2 separate regions of the Homo sapiens genome follow, and region 2 is linked to region 1. The links are chromatin loops, found by intact Hi-C in ENCODE. Cell type or tissue: natural killer cell. All regions are shown on one strand. Links, peaks and the distances in the headings refer to the core of each region. The heading gives the core; the rest is flanking DNA. Region 1 overlaps ARAP2 (ArfGAP with RhoGAP domain, ankyrin repeat and PH domain 2). Region 2 holds the start of DTHD1 (death domain containing 1).

Region 1 (8,000 bases), core at 1-8,000:
CAGTGGTAGGGTGTGTCCTTTGCATTATGAGCGCCTGAGAGGGGAGTTGTAGCTAGTCAGATGCTGCATCTTCGACTGATCCTTAAGCCTAACACATGAGTAAGCTATCGGCCCTCCCTCTTCCCCTCCTCCTTTTTCTGTGGACACAAATATTAAGTAACTGGATGATGCCTCAGACACAAACTGTCTATCAAGATGGTGATGGAATTCTAAGAAAGTTTTAAGTGTTGGAGTGGCTGCAGTTAATCTTAAGTAAGACATGTGAAAATAGGTTGTAAACCTTTTATACTTGATGTTTTGGCAGGTTTCAAAACTTTGAATTTAATTCTGCGTGTTCTGAAGTTTTCTTGCATTCCCTCAACCGTTCTTTTAAAAGATGCTGATTATATGAGTGCTGATCATTTGAGTTTTTATTTGTCTGTTATCCCACCCATGGTGCCAGAAGGACTGTGCTTTTAATCATGTCACTCATTCCTTCAGCAAATTCTTTTTCAGTGCCATATTCCTCTCTGTGTTACTTGCTGATCCTACAGAAGGAAATAAACATTGTCCTTGTAAAGCATAAGACCTGGTGTGGGAGACAAACATTAAGCAAATAAGCAAATATATAAAATTAGAGGTTGTGTTAAGTGCTATGAGGAAAAGTAGAGGGTATTGAGAGAGAGAATAACTTTGTTATCCACTTTGGATCGGGTCATCAGGGAAGGGATTTCTTTGTAGTTGGTTTAGATGTAACTGAAAGATAAGGAGTCAGCAAAGGGAATAGTGGGGTAATGGGAGGCCCTAAGGGCTCTATCCCCCACAGATGTTAATTATTTTTATCTTAAAATGGAAGATTATATATGTAATTGAGCTCTAGCTTACTGTCATTCCCAGTGTGAAGTGGGTTGTGTCCCAAAGCAAAATCTTGATTTACTGAATTACTGTTTGGATTGTGTTAGAAGGTATGTATTTCTCTGCCTTTAAGTGTGGAAGAGATAAAATGAAATGAGCAAAAAGTGACTAATTTATCCAGTGTATAATTATTGTGTTTGCTTAATATTTCTTTACCTTTCAACATTTAATGCTGAGAATTTAAGGAACCCTGTGTTGCTAGAAAAAGTAAAAACCAGATGGCTCTAACACTGTTGGATGTTGCAAAGTGAGGAAAACCCATTGCAGACAGGCCAAGAAAAGTTAAATTCTAGAAGCTGAAAGATGAAAAATAAGATGGAAAGAGGGCTGGGTGGTCAGTTGTGGTAATATGCTTTTAAAGTAATTTTTTTGAGATGGGGCTCTCACTGTGTTGCCCAGGCTGGAGTACAGTGGTGCAGTCGTAACTCACTGTAGCTTCCACCTCCTGGGCTCAAATGATCCTTTCAACCTGAGCCTTCCAAATAGCTTGGACAACAGTTGTGCGCTACCATGCCTGGCTATTTTTTTTTTTCCTGTATGTTTTGTAGAGACAGGGTTTTGCCATGTTGCCCAGTGATCCACCCACCTCAGCTTCTCAAAGTGATGGGATTATAAGCATGAGCCACCACGCCTGGCCAAAATTTTTATTTTATATTTTTTTTCTGTAATTAGAATTAAATATGAAGTGGTTATATGCTTTTAAGATATTTACATGTAAATTTACATGTTCTTATTACTTCATAATTAATTCAATGCTTATATGTGAAAATGTTGTCTGCAGTAAAGAATCTCAAAAATTTTTTATATTTGATCAGATTTGGTATAATTTTATCTTATGCAGAACATATTTGCTAACAATTAATTTGGGAGGCTTGCTGTGTTTCACTTGCATAATAGATGTGTGGCTGGGGAACCAGCCCAGAGACAAGCTCTCTACACTTCCTGAAGTTCTTTTTCTATTGTCTTCTGAGAGCCAAGAAAAGTTATGCCAACTCCTTGTTTTAAACATTTCAGAAAATTGCAAAAGCACAAGGTAGACAGAGTTGATATTTGTTTAGAAATAATATTTTTTAAATTTTTTAAAAAATAAGAAGTTCGTTTTCGTATATTTTCTGTGTTAAAGACCAAAAGTACCTATGGTTGTCTGCCTTCAGGGAAGGAGAATATAAAATAAAAATAAAAAGCAAGCCTAAGTAAAAACAGTTCTTCACTTCTTCCTTATATAGTCAGAAAAATAGTTTATTTTTTCTTTTAAGCCTGCAACATGTGATATCTTTTTTTGCTTTTGTTTTTCATGTCAGTAGCCATTTTAAACTACCTTTGCCTTTCATATGATCATTTAAAAAATATACTAATCTTTCACTGAATTTTGAATGCTTATAAATGATTCTGTATATTTGTTCAGGTCTTTTTCAGCTTAATCAAAATTCAATATGTTTTCCATGTAAATCCAATTGACAAAGCCTTGTTATTTTAGTAAGATATTTATGCCCTAAAACAAAAATCAAGGGAAAATAAAATAGATATATAAGCTTAATGAGGGATGAAAGCTTATATTATCTTCGTGGAAGGATTATCTTTATTATTAGAAATGGGTTCAGTGACAGTGTTTCTGACCACATTTTGTTGTGCACCGAACCTTACAAATGTGTGCAACAACGCTGTTAATTTTGTCATTAACAAAAAATTCCTAGGTCAACTGATTAGAAAGTACTATTATGCTATTTTTTCCTATGTGCCATGGCCAAAACTGTGTATTATCATAGCCTATTGTTGTCTATGGTGTTTAACATTAAATAATAATATATTTACACGGTTACATTACAAATGAATTTAACAATCTAAGTTCATGTTACTTGAATGTAAAATAACAATTTCATATGTTTTGCAGAAAACGCATGTTTCAAAAGAGATGGGTGAAATTTGATGGCCTTAGCATTTCTTACTACAATAATGAGAAGGTAAATACATTTTACAGTTTTCAAAAATTGCTTTTTTATGCATACGAAGAGTAAAATAAGCAAGCAGTTTGGTTTTTAAGAATAGGAGGTAGATTCTCAACATGAAAAGAATTTGAAGTTGCAACTAATAAATATATTACCATATGCTTAGTTAATTAAAATCAGATGATTTTTGTCTTAAGTATGTACTTTCTCTTAACACACTAATTTTAAGATTTAACCACATGCTCTTTTTTGTAGCTCATAATCTAACATAATTTTCTCATTATTTGGAGATTTCCACCCCCTAATATTGGCAATACCTGTGGCTCTAATAGATATTTAGCCTTCTTTTTATATATTGCTTCTTTATTGCTGCAGGACAGAAGAATATATGCTTTTAGACAGTAACACATACTGCAACATAACACACATTGCATGCTCTATGGCTGAGAATAATGGAAGATATAGAGAGGTGTTAATTGTTTGGTTTCATTTTGCAGTGACTCAGAGCATCAAATCGGTATAAACACATCTCTTGGAGGTTTGCAAGATGGTTGGATGAATATTTTTGAAAAGCCATTTTCTTTTTTTTCTTTTTTGGAGACAGAGTCTTGCTCTGTTGCCCAGGCTGGAGTATAGTGGCAGGATCTTGGCTCACTGCAGCCTTTGCCTTCTGGGTTCCAGCGATTCTCCTGCCTCAGCCTCCTGAGTAGCTGGGATTACAGGTGCACACCACCATGCCTGGCTAATTTTGTAATTTTAGTAGAGACAAGGTTTCACCATGTTGGCCAGGCTGGTCTCAAACTTCTGATCTCAAGTGATCTGCCGCCTTGGCCTCCCAAAGTGCTGGAATTACAGACATGAGCTACCACGACCAGCCTTAAAAGCTGTTTTCTGTTTTAGCTACTATTTTTTTCTAGTTTGCTTGTACATTTGAGTCTTAAGACAATTCGTTGCCTAGGTTGAGTAGAAGGTAGTCTCTATAGCTGATGGAATCTCACTGCTGGTTTTCTCCAGCACCTGTAACCTTTTCTGGTTTGATTGAAATAAGGAGGAAAACTACTCAGGAGTGAGACAGGCTTCCATGCCATAAAACTGTTGCTGGCACTACCATTGTTTTCATTTGAGATAATTTCTAGTAACTGTGTCAAACTGGACTGTTTTTCCCTCTTTCCCTCTGTTTGTTCTTTTAAAGCTTATCTCAACTGCAGTGAAGAGATGAGGACCTCTCACGTTTTTAGTTATTGATGCAATGAAAATGATGCAGCTTGGTTTGAAATTAAAAAGTTCATATAAAAATGAGATATTGCAAATCATTTAGCTTAATATTAAAAAAATTTAAGTTGTTATTTTCTGTGACACTTCATCCATTTATTGTCTAGATGGTTGGTTACATTTTGGCAAAAAAAAAAAAAAAAAAAAAAAAACAGAAACACTGGATTTGGTGTTTCCTAAAAGGAGAGAGAGTTTCTGTTGTGACTCTTCTAGCAAAAGGGATGCATAGGTGTGGCCATAGCCACTATTTTGGCTGGGTGACCCGGTGTTAACAGCTATGAGAACTGAACAGTTGGGTCTTTTAATGTTTAAATGTGCACTTGAGGAGCATGTGGTTGGGCCTTTGGGAGGTAGCGTGCACAGTTACACATTCCCTAGGTTTCTTCCACTTTCTTTGAGGCCGCCAATCATGTCTCTGTAAGGACTCCTTCATTATATCACAGAAAATGGCATGATCCAAACAGCCTTGATATTTTATCCCCTGCAAAGAAATCTAACTCACCCCCATTTTCACCCAGCTGTGGGCAGAATTGCCCTGTGATCGTTTCATTGTCTCAAATTGGTAGATAAATGACAGGCTTGCCCTAGATACCTGTGTGTTACAGGCTCAAGGGATGCTTTAAAATTTCTTTCCTTAAGGAAAATTTTATACTCTGAAAAACACAGGCATTTTGAGCATTGTTGTCATTTGAGTATTTTTTTCTTTATTGTCTTTATCTTGTACTGTTGCAAGACAAATATAAAAATCAGCTCTACAGTGTTAAAAATTACAAGATTTTTCTTGGGATCTCATACTAGATTATAAATCAGCCATTAGATAAACTACAACATTCTGAGGTTTTAGTGACATAGTATTTTGCTTGTTAAGTATATTTTGATCACCTCTGGGGAATTATTTTTTTCTATTATTCTACCAGAAATATTTACTTGTTAACTATATCCTTGTTATAGGTGTGTAGGTTATTTTTTAAGGAATTGTTTTCTCTTTAACAGGATCTATTAGAAAGATAATCTTTTTTTAGTCCCTGTTTCTTTCAGTACAGTGCTACTTGACTTATTTCTAGTGACAAAATGGGTTAATGGTAACATTTTCCTCAACAAATAGTTAATTATCTCACTAGAGGGATGTTGTTATAAGTTCCTCTAATTCTTATGCAAGCTAAAATTTGGAAACAGATCACGTAGGGGATAAACTGTAAATGTTTTTAGGCATTCTAATTCCTGCTGTCTGGTCTCAGTCTCTACAGACTTAGAGCAGAGGGGCTCTTACACTGTCCCCAAAGATGCTGTGCCCTTTCCCACATCCTTAGGTTGCCTGACAATGGAAAGAGTTTATCTTCCTCTTCTGAATTTCTAGAGCACTTATTGGTCTAGTTTTGGCCTTGTATTGCCATTTTAACCTACTTGGATTTATAGGGTTTCCTTTGTTAAGCCAATCATGTCATGTGTCTCTGCCTAATGATCTTTTTAAACAGTGACTGAGTATACACTATGGGAAACTGGAGCATGTCTTTTCCTACATGTTCCCCTTGTGTTTTTGTTCTTCCATCTGAGCCTCCCTAGCCATTGCCATCCATCAACATTCTGTGCAAACATCAGACCCATCTTGTTATTCACCTCCATGAGCCTTTTCTTGATTTTCTCCAACTGTGTGACATTTGAAAAATAATATGCAGGAAAATTCAGAAGAAAAACAAACTGAAAGTAGGGAGGCAAACCAGGAGACTGTTACACTAAGCCAGGCGTTATTATCATGTAGACTAATGTATAGGCTCAGTGGAGCCTCAGTGGAAGTGATAAGAAATGAATTTCAAGAAATATTAAAAATGAGCCATCAGAGATTGTTATAATTGTGATTGATTAGACATAGGATTCATTCATTCAGAAAATATTTCTATAGTATTAACTACATGAAAGGTGGTGAGGAATGTAGATAAATGACCTGAAGCCTATTTGGGGAGAATATATTAATTAAATGATCACACAGGTAAATATAAAGTCACCGTTTAAATCACAATGAATAATTGTTATAAAGGAAAAATCCAGGTTGCTGTTAGCTTAAATTAGGGTTATCTGTGAGGATGAGGGGTTTGAGAGAATGTGCTGGTCAGAAAGGCTTTCTTCAGGAGGATATATTTATGCTGAAATATGAAGGTTGAGGAGGCAGTAAGTATGTGCAGATGGGCGTGAAGACAATTCGTTGCAGAGCAAACAGTGTATGCAAAGGCACTGGCTTGGGTAGAAATGTGATATATTCAGGAAACCTCAAGAAAACCAATGTGACAGTAATTCACAGTTGGTGAGTGGTGGGGAGGAAGTTTATTCTAGATGTGGGGAGAATGCAAGCTATGTGGGTGCAAAGGAACCAGCAAAGGTCAAAGATGACTTCATTCTATTTCAGATGGACTGGAAGAGTTGATATTTTAATGGACAGATATAAGGAGAGTGTAAGTCTTCAGGTGAAAATAAATTCAGTTTTACAGTTTATGGTGCTTACAAGACAGTTACATAGACTACTGATGACTTGAAATATGGCAGTGAAATTGAGTGAAATGAATAGATAAGAAAGGAAGAGAGAAATTTTAGATTACTCTGCATAAAGTTGGTAGAGCTGGAGGACATTATATTAAGTGAAATACGGCAGGAACAGAAAGTTAAACAGCCCATATTCTCACTGATGAGGAAGCTTTTTTCAAAGTGAATCTTACCAAAGTAAAAAGTAGTACAGAGGATAGTAGAGGCTGTGAAGGGTAGGGAGAAGGAGGACATAGGGAGAGATTTGTTAAAGGGCAGGAACTTATAGCTAGAGAGGCGGAATAAGTCCTAGTGTTCTATAGCACTGTAGGATGACTGTAGTTAACACTAATTTAATATAGTTTCAAATAGCCAGAAGGAGGATATTGAATGTTTCCAACACAGAGAGATGATGAATAATTGAGATGATGGACATGCTTGTTACCTCTTCTGGTCATTATACTTTATATGTATCACGACATCACTATGTATCATGACATCACTATGTATCCCATAAATACGAACAGTTATTATGTGTTAATTTAGAAAATTAAAAAAAAATAGTGGAAAAGGATTTTTATAGGGAGAGAAGATAAAGTAAAAAGGAGAAGAAATAAGTTGTTTACTAAGTGCTTATTTCTTGACATCCTTCTCTCTTTTCTGTATAAGGTTGCCCATTCATCTTCCTGAATCACAGCTCATTTGCCATACTCAGTTTTGGCTGCATGGGAGGACATAGGAGAGCCTTCATTGCATTGGTATTTAAGATTACATTAAAGAATGGATAGGATTTTGATGGATAAATAAAGTCAGGGATGGGAGATTGGAACAGAGCTAGTGAAGGAGAAGAAACTTAAAAAATACTCAGAGATAATGCCATGATGATATAGTGTATCTCCTTAAATAGCAGAAGAGGATATCCTTCTGGTAGAATGCCATGATGCTAATGATGACTGTCCCTTACCAATTGCTAAGGCAGGAATTTATGGCTAGGAGAAATATAAACTCAGTACTTGCTCCCTGCATGGAATGGTTTGCTGTTTTTTCCAAATCAGTTATATCTGGGACCTGCTCAAAAGTGTGGGTTCCAAGGATAACGCTGTGGAAGGGAAGAGATAAAGAAATCCCTTAAGGATGTATCCAAACTCTTTTAATATTGCAGACCTTCTATAATGTGTCCTTGGTATGCGTTATCAGCCTCCTATCTTTTGACTCTATGTTGTTGTCCTCTTATTTCTCTGCCTTACACTTCCATTATTTAGTCTTTTTGACTAGAATGCCCCCCACGCACTTGTCTATCTGGTTAAAATTAAGGTTTTTTAAAAGTCGGATTTAAATACCACCATGTTTGTAAAGGTATACCTCACAGCCTTT
Region 2 (8,730 bases), core at 457-8,456, 93 kb before region 1:
TATTTGATTTATGTACTTTACAGCTAAATGCAGAAAAGCACAGACTCTAGATCTACATTGTCTTGGTGTGAATTCCAGTTCTGATCAACTCTGTGACCTTGGGCAAGATCCTCAGCCTCTCTGTGCCTCAGTTTCCTCAATGGTAAAATGGTGATAACATAATACCTATCTCACGGGAGTATGAATTGAATTAAATGAACCATTACATGTTAAGTAATTAGAGCTATGTCTGGTACACCATAGTTGTTATATATATTAGCTATAATTACTTTTGTTACTATTGTTATTTAAGCAATTGATTATTCCACAATAAGAAGCTGAAGATTGCTGAAGTTTCTTGGTAAAATCAGTACTAATACTTGAATAATTTCCTCAATTGTGAGGAGAGGGAGTAAACATATATGAAGTATTAGAATTGTCTAAACACACTAGATCAAATGATGATGATGATTATATATTTTTAGAAAAGCTGAGAAAGATACAAAAGAACTGTAAATTTATCATTAATCATAGTAATTAGGCAAAGATTACTTATAATCCCCAAAAAAATCAATCCAAAATTTTATTTTGATCATTCATTTTACTCTTTTTTAACCATCAAATTTGCCAAGGATTATAGAGTTATAGATTTGAATTCAGATTTGAGATCAGTCACTATTTACTTGACCTTACACATTAATAATTAATATTAAAATAGTTAATATTTTGCTGCTTTCTATTAAGTAGTTTTTAGGTTACACACTATTCTCACAACTATTGTATTAGGTAGGTGCTACTAACATAATTATTTTACAGATAAAAACACTGAGGCTCAGAAAATTTAACTTTCTTTTAAAGATCCCACAGATGGTAAGTTTTAGACCAGATAATTGGCTCCATCTATCTTTAATGTGAAAGTCCAAACTCTTTAATATAATATCATAATTCCTCAAATCATTCAAAAGTGCTGGTTACTTTATTCATTACAAATTGAAACTAATATCTAATTCATAACAGTGTGAAGATTGAATGTGATAAAACATTTAAACTTACAATAATGTGTTGGCCTAAGATGTATGCTCAATAAATTCTGATTTTCTACATTAAAATTACCAACTTGAGTTCCTCTTTTTTTACTACTTCTCATTTATACCAGTGAAATGATTGAAATACTGGAAATGTTGAAGAGAAATAAGAGGATCTATATATAACATAGCATTAATGTCCAGCTCTAAAATAATCAGATTTTAGACGTTTTTCAATTACTTGTAAATAGAATTTTAAAGCACAATTTAACATAGAAATCCAAAAAATATGTAGAAATTGCAGAGAGGGTCATTGATTTATGTTTACAATTCTAAACTCATAGTTAGAAGGAATAGAAAGTGACTCAGCACATTGTTCTGCTTGAGTATTCTTTGGTGATGGTGATAAAAATAATTCAGAAAATGAGAAACATTGTTTAATAGAGGATACAGTGACCCAGCGTTGTATAACTTTAGGAATGACTCTCCTCTGTGCCTTGGAAACCATCTGAATACACTTTTCTTCCAGGAGTTATGTTTCTCAACTGACAGATGAAGTAGAACAAGGTGACTTTTAAATGGTTCCATTCTCTTTAGCCCTAGTCAAATAGATTTAGGCTAGACAGTAAAATACAGTTATGTGGCATGGCACTGGTATACAAATAGACACATAGACCAGTGGAACAGAAAAGAGGACCCTGAAATAAAGCCAAATACTTACAGCCAACTGATCTTCAGCAAAGCTTACAAAAATATAAACTGAGGAAAGGACACCCTATTCAACAAATGGTGCTGGGATAATTGGCAAGCCACATGTGGAAGAATGAAACTGCATCCTCGTTTCTCACCTTATACAAAAATCAACTCAAGATGTATCAAGGCCTGAAACCATAAAATCAGACCTGAAACCAAAAAAAGTTCTAGAAGATAACATCAGAGACCCAGCACAGTGGCTCACGCCTGTAATCTCAGCACTTTGGGAGACCGAAGCGGAAGGATCACCTGAGGTCAAGAATTCAAGACCAGCCTGAACAATATGGTGAAATCCTGTCTCTACTAAAGATGTAAAAATTAGCTGGCATGCTGGTGGGCGCCTGTAGTCCCAGTTACTTAGGAGACTGGAACAGGAGAATTGCTTGCACCTGGGAGGTGGAGGTTGCAGTGAGCTGAGATCGTGCCACTGCACTCCAGCCTGGGCGAAAGAGCAAGACTCCATCTCAAAATAAAATAAAATAAATTTAAAAAGATAACATCAGAAAAACCTTTCTAGACATAGGCTTAAGCAAAGACTTCATGACCAAGAACCCAAAAGCAAATGCAACAAAAACAAAAATATATAGGACTTAACTAGACTAAAAAGCTTCTACACAGCAACATAAACAATCAGCAGAGTAAACAGACAACCAACAGAGTGGGAGAAAATCTTCTCAATCTATATATCCGACAAAGGACTAATATCCAGAATCAACAAGAAACTCAAACAAATCCAGAAGAAAAAACAAACAATCCCATCAAAAAGTGAACTAAGGACATGTATAAACAATTATCAAAAGAAGATATGCAAATGGTCAACAAACATATGAAAAAATGCTCAACATCACTAATGATCAGGGAAATGCAAATCAAAATCACTATGCAATACCACCTTACTCCTGCAAGAATGGCCATAATCAAAAAACAAACAAACAAGATGTTGGTGTGGATGTGGTGAAAAGAGAACACTTTTACACTGTGTGTGGGAATGTAAACTAGTAAAACCATTATGGAAAACAGTGTGGAGAATCCTTAAAGAACTAAAAGTAGAAGTACCATTCAATCCAGCGATCCCACTACTGGGTATCTACTCAGAGGAAAAGAAGTCATTATGTGAAAAAGATACATGGATACTCATGTTTATAGCAGCGCAATTCACAATTGCAAAAATATGGAACCAGCCCAAATGCCCATCAATCAAGTGGATAAAGAAATTGTTACATATACATATTTATATCATGCCCTGGAATACTATTCAGCCATAAAGAGGAATGAAATAATGGCATTCACAGCAACCTGGATGGAATTGGAGAACATTACTCTAACTGAAGTTACTCAGGAATGGAAAAACAAACATTTTATTTTCTCGCTTACAAGTGGGAGCTGAGCTCTGAGGATGCAAAGGCATAAAAATGATACAATAGACTTTGGGGACTCTGGGGAAAGGGTGGGAGGGAGGTGAGGGATAAAAGACTACACATTGGGTACAGTGTACACTGCTCAGGTGATGGGTGCACCAAAATCTCAGAAATCACCACTAAAGAACTTATTCGTGTAACCAAACACCACCTGTTCCCCTAAAACCTATTGAAATAAAAAAAAATAAGAAAAATTTTTAAATTAAAACTTTTAAAAATAAAATACAGGTATATAGAACATAAAGGCATACCAGTCAAAAATGGACTGCACATATAATGGTGGTCTTAAAAATTATAATACTGTATTATTGCTGTACCATTTCTATGTTTAGATATGTTTAAATACACAAATACTTAGCATTGTGTTTTAGCTGCCTAAAGTATTCCGTATAGTAACATACTTTACAGGTCTGTGGCCTGGGAGCAATATGCTATACCATGTAGACTAAGCGTGCAGTAGGCTATACCATCTAGATTTGTGTATGCACATTCTGCAGTGTTTGCACAATTGACAAAATCACCCAACCATCCATTTCTGTGAACATGTCCCCATCATTAAGTAACCGATGACTGTAATCACATTGGTTTACTCTAGCCTTATTTTCCCTTTTTGTATACACCAGGACAGCTAGGAAGAGATAGGTTGCTTTCAGAAAGCTATACGGGGGAATTGACAACACATTCTGAGTGAGGTTTTGTTTATCACACACATCTTTTATGTGGCATGATGGCTTCCTAGGCCGAGGGATTGCAATGAGTACTCAACTTCTGAAATATACAAGCCAAGCACAATTGGTTTGGGTGCTGCAAAGAGGAAGTCACTAACCAGGAAACACCTAAAGGAGGTGTTAGAGGGAGTAGTTCAGGCAATGACTCATTAACCGATGCTTTGAGTCATTTCTGAATGTGAGAATATGGAGCTTCAATGTTTTTCTCAAGTGAAACAGGTAACCACATATAGACTACTTTAGCAGTTGTTTTGTTGGAGCGGTAATTCTTACAAATCATGTGGATCTATCATGCACTGAATATCCTCAACCATAGAATTCATCAGACTCTGACCTGTAGAAACATTACGGCCAAATTAGAACCACCTCTTCATTTTATGGGCGAGATAACTAAGGTCAAGGTGAGCAAAATGACTTGCCTAAGATCATAGTCCTCAAAATGGTATCATACACCTGAAAGAGCATCAGTACATCAAAGCAGAGATGGGGGTAATGGAACAATGGTAGTGAGTGACAGGTGAAGAAAGTGAGAGTTTTTGGAGCTAAAATAAATGAATAGACTAACATTTACCTGGTGTGAATATCTGAAAAAGTGGCCTGGTGTTAGGTCGTTTAAGTGATTTTCTCATTTGACCTTACCAAATAATCCCAGGATGTATATATTATTTCTACAAATAAGTAAATTAGGCTGAGAAATGAAGCAAGTTGCCCAGGGTCACAGAATTAGTATGTAATAAAACAGAAAGTGAAATTTAAGTTTGTCTGATGCCCAAAACACATATTTTTTTTTTTCACTTCTAAGCGTGTTATGTTTGTCTGGGAAAATATGGTCTGTGAATATCTTATTTTATACGGACAAATAGGGCCTTATTACCTCTTTGCACAGGAGAGAAAATTTATAAAATAGATTGGTCTTTCTCACTTTTTTGAAGTTATGGTCTCCTAGAGAATCTGATGACAGTTCTAGACCATATCCAAGGAAATGAAATAGGTCTGAACATACACATTCAATTTTAAGTACCTCCCAAAGCTCATCCATAAAATCCCTAGAGTTCTACAGACACGGGTTTAAAACTCATAATGATTTTCTTGAGAATATAAATAAAGTGAATCTGAGGCTAAAACATTCTCTCCAAATCTTCTAACACCCTACAGTCTTCTAGTTTTTCTTATTATATTTGAACTCGTAGTAATTTGCAAAGTATTCATGATCTGGACAATTGCTCATTTTAACTACTTTCGTATCTACTCAATTCCTTCCTCTTTAAAAAAATGTAATGTGTTTGTTTCTTAAAGCTATAAGAAATAAACAATATTAATAATAGTGGCCATATAAATTTTTATAGGAGTGATTTAAGCTGAATTACTGATTACAATATCTTTGGGAGGTATGAAATGGAAATACTATGCATGTTGCTATAGTCTAACTGTTTGTGTCTCCTCAAAATTCATGCATTGAAATCCTGACCCCCAAGGTGATGGTATTAGGAGGTGGGTCCTTTTGGGATATGATTAGGTCATGAGGGTGGAGCCCTCATGAATGAGATTAATGTCTTTATAAAGCAGGCCCAAGGGAGCTTGTTCACTTTTTCCACCATGTGAGGACACAGCAAGAAGGCACCTTCTATGAACCAGAAAGCCCTCACCAGACACCAAATCTGCTAGCACCTTGATTTTGGATTTCCAAGCCTCCAGAACTGTGAGAGATAAATATCTGTTGTTTAAAAGCTACTCACTTTATGATGTTTTGTTGTAGCAGCCTGAATGAACTAAGACATGTACTAACTATAGAAACACACATATAAGTAGGCATACTTAAGCACTTCCCACATTGCATTTACTTACTCCTTTTCCATTATGTTATTCTTGTGCTTTATATTCTCTGAATCATTGGGAAGAGTACTATTTATATATTTCTTGGAGATATCACATATTATTGAGGATGTGGTCATCTCTTCTCTTGGGCTTTCTGAAGTCTCTTGAATTTCTGTCTCTGTTGTCTGAATTATGCCATGAGTCTCTTCCCTGTTGCCATTTATGTTCTCAACAGTCATGTGTTCTATTTGTTTATCATCTTCATTTTCTGCATTATCTGGGAACATTTTATTCTGTGACTCTTCTTGCCCCAGTACACGTCCATTCAGTGATGTATTGTTTTCTTTTTCCACTAATGCTGAACTCATATGTGTTTTATTTTTTTCTAACTGGACCTGGTTTGTGTAATGACTTTCCTCTCCATTTGTGGGAGAAACAGTAGCTGTTTCTATGACATTTAGTTCCCCTCTTGCAGCAATGTCTGCTGCTTTGGTATCTTGAATGGAGGACATTGTCTGCTGTGGAGTACATTCATCATGCATGCCGCATAAATTACAAATCTCCTTTTCTTCTTTCTTTAGAAGTGCAGCAGTGCTCCCCAAATGTTCAGTTATTTTTATGAGGCAGTCTATGAAAGTAATGATTTCTACACACACATACATGGACACACAAAGAATAAATACAAAACTAAACCAAATTATGTTTCTGCACTGACATCTAATGAAACATGGCAAGATAATTTTAGAAACCTACAAAGACCTTTACTGTGCATTTAAGCCAAACTCCTGAAGGAGAAGTAATTGTATAACTGTCACTCTTTTAACAATTGTAGGATTGACAACAAACCATTTTTAACATGGTAGCAAAGAGTAAATCTAATCCCTCTTGCTTATAAAGATACTTCGAATATTTAAAGACAAATGTCATAACCTCTTGCTCCCCCAATAAGAACTGAAGTCAACATCTCCCTCAATTGTTTTTCATTTGGTATGATTTTGAGAACTCTTCTTTTACCACTGGATGTACAATAGTTTATCAATGATCCATTTAAAATGCTGGGCTGAAAATTAGGCGAACACTCCAGATGAGGCTTGGGTGGCAGAAACACCATACCTCCATTATTTCTGCCAATGTAGATGCTTTGTTTTGGAGCCTAGTTTACTGCTATAAGAATTGGATTAGGTTTATACTATTCCTCCTGATGAATTTGTGAGCATTGGAAATTTTCAAATTAGTCCTTCAGAGAATAGCTCTGACCATACCAATTCTCTGATTGGAACCTGAAGTGGCTACTCAAAGCCTACTAACTCAGGTCAACCTTCTTCACTCTGAAGTAAACTCTTAGCATGATCAAATCTTATATAATCTCTCACTCCGTCATCATTCTTCCCACTCTCCTATTTGTTCATCCTGCTTCTCCTCACTACTGAGGTCACCTGATGACTTCTTGCAGGCTTAGTACCTCTCTAGTCTTTAGAATTCAGTTCTGAACTAAAGAATAGGTAATTTAAGGCCCCATAGCTTAGTGTTTTTAAAGCCATCACCAAATCATCCCTTCACCAGTCAGGGCTTTTCTTTGGGATCCAGTTCTGACAACTTGTGTTTTGTTTTGTTTTGTTTTTGTCTTATACCTGAGAACTTGTCTTTATTTTTAACTCCTATTCTGGTAACCAAGTCCTTGTTTTTTTCTGAATATATATTTGCTTGTTATATTGCCAAAGACCATGTTCCACTCCCTCCAGAGGCTAAAGGTCTCATTGTGGGCTGCAGCTGATGGCTTCTCAGTCATGCTGCCTTTAGACAGATTTCCCTGATGCCCACTATTTGCCCTTTAGATTGAATTTCTTAACATCATCTACCCTGGATTTCCTCATAGATGGAACCTGCCCACTTATCTTGATACTGTATTATTTAGAGTTGAATTTCATGATGCCACCTATATGCTTATCTGGAGTAACTGTTGTTATCTAGGATTATATTCATCAGATTCCACATTCTTCCTGCCTTACTGTACTTTTCCACATCCATAACTGGACCTATTCCCAAGAATCCCTCTCCAGCCCCAGTGCATGGGGATCCAATTCCCTATCCCAACCCACTCCAGTCTTCCCAGTAATTTTGCAATCAATAAGGCTAAGCTCAAATGACCCTAGAGATAGAATACTATATTCTGATATAAAAAACAAACTACTAGCTCTGCCTCAGTGGCCTGTATTTTCCTGTCTCTAAGTCTTGGATCCTACTAAAATTACCGACTCTCTCTTTCCTGCTGCATAAATCCAATTCACTCTTTAAGCTTCAGCTTAAATACTACATTTTTCTAGCAAACTTCTCAATTCCCCACCCTACAGATGGGATTTAAACTGCTTCTGAAGTCCAAAAGCACTTCATTCATGTGTTTCTAATGGGACTGGCCCCAATGTCCCTGGCATTATTGTGCATTTGTCTCAACTTATTTCCCCTTTGAAATTGTTAGTCTCTTGTGGACAGAAACTCTATCTTAGCCTATCTGGTATACTCATAGCCCCTCTCAGATCTTGCCCTAATCAATATTTCTTAGAGAAAGAATAAACTAAAAAAAAGAATACTTGCCTTTTCTCGAGACACATTGATTCTCTTTGTCAAGCAGCACATGCAGCTGCTGGCAGGTGGAACGCAGGGTGCCTGAGGTGTGCTCCAGCAGCTGGTGAAGGGCACTGCTGAGTTCCTGACCCAGAAAGACCACAGTGGCCATCCAAGTGGCCCCACCAGCCCCCTCACAAAGGTCATCACCCAAGAGTGCCTGCTTTAGCATCTGGTTTTGTCTCCAAATCTGCTTCAATATTTGGCCCAGTTTACCTGAGCCCATGTATTCCATATCCATTTTATGATCCAAAAGTGGTATTTTCTCTCCTGCCAGCAAAGCCTAAAGGTTTTGCAAATTCAAACTTTGTGATTGTTATTTCTCCTAAACTCTAGGAGATGATCCGAGTCAGCTAGCCCAGCACTTTCTCACAACATAGTGGTTATTCA

What was found. Hi-C counts contacts between places; a loop is a spot of excess contacts. Peaks named below come from ENCODE experiments on the same cell type or tissue, not always from the same donor. Only the 100,000 strongest peaks of a DNase experiment are listed, where the experiment ranks them.
Region 2: it touches region 1 in a loop (4-fold over the local background); 7 of 110 quality-filtered maps call a loop at or near these places.

Annotation. Positions count from the first base shown.
Region 1 is chr4:36,188,433-36,196,432 of GRCh38, reverse strand. ARAP2 (ArfGAP with RhoGAP domain, ankyrin repeat and PH domain 2) reads left to right here. Exons shown (of 33, transcript NM_015230.4): 7 at 2,786-2,855. Among named protein-coding and RNA genes, the nearest start is that of ARAP2, 52 kb to the left of the region's middle. RefSeq lists an enhancer at 6,215-6,264. In natural killer cell, for the core only: no CTCF peak of the experiment used is centred there; DNase peaks (open chromatin) are centred at 3,322 and 6,402; H3K27ac peaks cover 2,989 bases.
Region 2 is chr4:36,281,610-36,290,339 of GRCh38, reverse strand. DTHD1 (death domain containing 1) reads right to left here and starts at 8,724. Exons shown (of 10, transcript NM_001170700.3): 1 at 8,311-8,724; 2 at 5,749-6,364. The coding sequence starts at 8,581. In natural killer cell, for the core only: no CTCF peak of the experiment used is centred there; a DNase peak (open chromatin) is centred at 3,979; H3K4me3 peaks cover 4,632 bases; H3K27ac peaks cover 6,703 bases.